Regions from separate parts of the Homo sapiens genome. Here region 2 is linked to region 1. A link is an interaction called in ENCODE POLR2A ChIA-PET data of the cell type or tissue named here. Cell type or tissue: A673. All regions are shown on one strand.

Evidence for each region. ChIA-PET counts read pairs that join two places held together with the same protein. Peaks named below come from ENCODE experiments on the same cell type or tissue, not always from the same donor. Only the 100,000 strongest peaks of a DNase experiment are listed, where the experiment ranks them.
Region 2: POLR2A ChIA-PET joins it to region 1 with 5 read pairs; 2 of 35 experiments call an interaction of 5 or more read pairs at or near these places.

Annotation. Positions count from the first base shown.
Region 1 is chr1:169,441,950-169,444,449 of GRCh38, forward strand. It overlaps a transcript of CCDC181 not described here. Among named protein-coding and RNA genes, the nearest start is that of CCDC181, 16 kb to the left of the region's middle. In A673, no CTCF peak of the experiment used is centred here; no DNase peak of the experiment used is centred here; H3K27me3 peaks cover 940 bases.
Region 2 is chr1:169,537,870-169,540,369 of GRCh38, forward strand. F5 (coagulation factor V) reads right to left here. Exons shown (of 25, transcript NM_000130.5): 13 at 2,425-2,500. Among named protein-coding and RNA genes, the nearest start is that of F5, 47 kb to the right of the region's middle. RefSeq lists a silencer at 1,218-1,418. In A673, no CTCF peak of the experiment used is centred here; a DNase peak (open chromatin) is centred at 1,332.

The DNA.
Region 1 (2,500 bases):
ATTATCTGTCATCATTTACTATACTATGTATAGAAATAAATAAGTAAACAATATGAGGAAGAGAACAGTATAAAGTTGGGCAACTCTCTACATTTTGAATAAATGATTTCACTTAGAAAAGCAATATTTATTTAATGTAGGTAACCAAGAAGAAAATTTAAATAAGTTGAGTGCCAGGAATTGAGAACATGTGACCATGCACATCTCCTATAAAACTGTTCAAAGTAACACACTTTATAAAAAATGTTTAGATTCTACATAGATTCATGAAATTTTAAATCACTTAAAAATAGTTATTCAGAACATATGTGCAAAACACTGTTTTTATATATTTGGAATATATCAGCAAACTAATATATTCCTTAGGAGTCAATTACTTCAACCACCTAGAACCCAGTTGCAAAAAAAAAGTACAAATGTCTTGAAAACAATAATATGAAGCCATTAAAAAGTTTTGTGAGTTAAGTTTGAGCAATTTTTGTGAAAATCTCTCACAGTCCTTTGATTTACTTTATTCTAATAAGCTCAGATCTCTGAATTTCTAGTCCAGAAAGTAGAATGTGATAACTTGAAAGGAAGGGAAAGAAAAGAGGTGAGATGTTTTAAGTAGATTACTTTTTGAATTTTACACCTGTACATGCTATTGTTAATGCACATTCATTTATAGAACACAAAGACTTTATAATTGTAATGTTTAACACACATATATTTGAAATGGGTACATTGACATTGAGATATTTTGTAAATTAAAAAACTGATCATGTGAGAAATATTTTCTTTAAGGAATCAAAAATTCTCTTCAATGGAGAGAGAGGACAATAAATAATAAACATACTAAGTCATATGATAGAAGTTGACAAACAATATGCAAAACATAAAGCAAAATAGAATCAGAAGTGTCAGGGTGTGTTCTGGTAGTGAGATTGAACTTTTAAATATTGTAGTCAGGTTAAAGGTTATTGAGGTAACAGTTGAGACTTTCATTATAGTTATATGCAGATTTCACATATAATAAAATCTACCTATATACAAATATATAGAGAGACATATATGTGTCTATATGTGTATTATATATCAGATATATCACATATCTGGATACCATTATAATGAAAATATGCCTAACTATCAAAAAACTCAAGACCTTCTTTTTGTTATTCGCTCTCATGTGTCACACCAAAGGCTGGAGACCTTAAGTTTGCCTTTAACCCTCAGCAGCAGGACAAAACCACTTCTAGCTTGTATTCCAGAAATACATTTCTTAAAACAAGTGCTCTAAGGAAAAAAGCATTTGCAATGTAATTATTTTCATTTGTTTAGTAGATTTTTACAGCCTTATTTCATGTGTTCAGCACCTTTGAGCATATGTCCATTTGCCATAAGGCAAAAGTTTAAAGGGATTTCCTGCAGTGATGCTTTTGTTTTCTCAGTATGTGATTAGAAGTCTTGTGATCGACCTTAACTGAAGAAGGATTTAATAGGAATAAATTATGGAAAAGAAACGAAATGAATCAGAATTTAGCTTTTGAGAAATCAACAAACATAATTTACTTTTTAAATTATCAATAAGAAAACCCTCTGTTTATAAGTGGTGCCTCATTGGCTAATAATTACTCCTTGAAAATATCTACCCATATCATTGAATCTAAGTGCCATTTACTAAGATGTCCTATAGTTTTAGCTTTTCTCAGTGCAGATTAATAGCAGAAGCTGTACTTCATCCAGACAAAAATATTTAACATCAAAAGCAAAAATTAAGAAATAAGGAAGCTAAACACCAAGCCTCCATTTAAGGTATATAAATAGTATTGATGATTAGCGATAAGAATAATCATCTTCTGCTCATGTGCCGTGCTAAAGCAAAGAATAACTGACTCACATACACAAGGAAAATGCTCTTTAATTTGCTCTGTTGTTATAAAAGTTCTTTTAAGTCTCTCATATTCATATTCACTTATATTCTGTACTGTTAATATCACTTCACAGAAAGACTAAAAGTACATTTTGGTTTATTAACAGTAATAGACATAGTTATAAAATTTGCCTGTGGTTAAATTTATACTCAACTTATTCTCAAACAGATCTGAGGCTGCTTGCAGTAACATTGATGTGAATGGTAAATACAGACGAAGAGGAAGTCAATATGCTAACCCTAAGTTTGCTCAGTTTCTGAAGATACCTTTATGGCAAAAAGCCAGGCAGTAAACGGATCCAGCAAAAGTGCCAACACCCTTCATTGGGAAAACTTCCTCTCTTGAACCTTTAAATCAGGATAGTGCTTTTTTATTTGACACCTATGATGGTGTAGAGCTTCAGGTTTTAAGCAGCCAGTTTTAAAAAGAAAATACAGTACTACAATACCTAGCTCTTGCACGAGGAAGAAGAAATCACGAGTGTTCCTCAGGAAAAACTTGTTATCCTCGCATTAATTTTTAAAGTAATTTCTCAGGTGGCATTTTTATTAGGGGTAGTGAGTGATGTAAGTGACAGGGCCTTCAGTAGC
Region 2 (2,500 bases), 96 kb after region 1:
CTTGGTGAGAGTGTAAATTAGTACAGCCATTATGGAAAACAGTATGGGAGGTTCCTTTAAAAATTAAAAATAGAATTACCACATGATCCATCAATCCCACTTTTGGGTATATACCCAAAGAAAATGAAATCAGTATGTTGAAGAGATATCTGCTGTCCCACGTTCACTGCAGCATTAGCCACATTAGCCAAGATAGGGAAGCAACCCAAATGTCTATAAACAAATGAATGGATTTCTTAAATGTGATCTACATAAACAATGAAATACTATTTAGCATTTAAAAAAAAGAAAACGAAGAAATGCCATTTGTGACAACATGACTGAACCAGGAGGTCGTTATGTTACATAAAATAAGCCAGGCACAGAAAGACAAGTACTGCAGGATCTCACTTATAATGTGGAAACTAAAAACATTGAGCTCATAGAAGCAGAAGGTAGAACAGTGGTTAACAAAGGGATACAGAGGTGGAGCATTGAGAAAATGGTCAAAAGATAAAATTCAGTTAGAAGAAATAAATTTAGAAGATCTGTTGTATAAGATGGTGACTGTAGTTAATAACAACACACTGAATTTTTAACATTGCTGAGTACATTTTAAGTGTTCTAACCACAAAAAAGTATGTGAGGTAATGCATAGGTTAATTAGCTTGATTTAGCCAATTCACAATTTATAAATATATTAAAACATCATGTTTACACCATAAATGTGTATAAAACAACAACAACAAAAAAACTGGGGTACACCCATATAATGGAATACATGCAATAACCAGATGAATCTCCAGAGAATTATACTGAGTGAAAAAATACCAGTCCCCAAAGGTTACATGTTGCCTGATTCCATTTATGTAATATTCTTGAAATGACAAAATTATAGAAATGGAGATCAGACTACTGGTTGCCAGGGAATAAGGAAGGGCTATGGTGGGAGGAAGGCAGATGTGACTATAAAGGGGTAATGAGAGGGATTTTTATGGTGATGGTGAACATTCTGTGTCTTGACAGTATCAACATCAGTGTGCTGGTTGTGATATAGTATTATAGATTTGCAAAATGTTACCCCTGGGAGAAACTGGGTAAAGAATACTCAGGATACCCAAAGGATCTCTCCGTATTATTTCTCTTGACTGTATGTGAATCTATTTTATTTTTGTTCCAAAATAAAAAGTTTAATTACAAATTATAAATAAATAAATAAAGCACATTATTTCCATCTAGTTCATTGGCTCAGTCTAGGACTGAAGCATGTCGAATTCTCCCACTGACTCTCACATTTCCCAAGCCTGTGGAAACAAGCCAAACACTCACCCATCAAACCCATAATATTTGCTATATACTGTGAGTCATCAACAGAGAATCTCCTTCTGCCTTTCTTCTGGTCTACCTCCCCTACTAATCCCATCTTTCCAGACTCTGAGCATAACATGCAAACTCACAGAACACAAGGGAGTGGGTAAAGCAACTCCGAATGCCATAAAAGTGGGTTGTGAGCCTTGAATGGAATACAAGATTTTGAAGGTGGTTCCATCCCTATTCACTCTGGACAGGCCCTGCATCTCACTCCCTCGGGGCCTTGCTTAGAAATACTCAGGTAGCTAGTTGTTCTCATGTGGTATTGAGTGCAACATTTAAATAGGAAGTCATAGGAAAAGGTGTTTTAAACAGAGTTCTAATGTGGAGATGTCAGGCATCAGATTAATGAACTCATATGCATAAGTCACACCATACATTGTGTTTGCCTACTGTAATTACACTTTGGTTTTTTAAGTGATTAGTGTAACAGCTTTAGTAAAAGCTGTGGGCATATCTAGACAGCTGATGCACAGTCATCATGCTATATCCCTGAGAATTTGTAGTTGACTAAGCCTTGCTCCTTTCCTCCTCTCTCTTCTCTTTCTGTATCTTCATCCCAGAACAAAGAGCCCAGTTCAACATGGCTTTCTACCCCTAAGCAAAACTGAATTGTAAATATTCTTTTAAAAAAGGGATTTGGATCTCTTAGAAATTCTGATCTAAACAAGTAAATGCAAAAAGGAGATTTCTACATCATATTTGAGTTTGGATTTGAGGCTAACTTCAATTAAATCATATTGATTAGCATATAGCTATGGATAGGTTGGGCTCTGCCTGGAGCAATAAGAGTCAGTAGAAACATGGGTAGTAAGAGGAGAGGACACAGAAAAATGCTTAATTACAGAATATTATAGAGTTCTCACAGTGATTGTTCTTATATTGTCCAGGGGTCATCTAAGGTAAAGAAGCAATCTTGGAATTGACAAAGGAAAAAGAACAGGCCAACTTGCAATAGGGGAACCACACTGTTCTTAGTATAATTTGCCCACAATTATCCCCCTGAATTGTAGTAGCTACTTTTTTCAGCAGTAATGGAAAAATGAGAATAAAAAAGGAGAAAACTGGCCAAACCTTTGTACAAATTCTGAATAATCCCAGGATATTTCTTCAGCAGCAATGTAATAATTTCTTCTGTTTCCATTGTTGC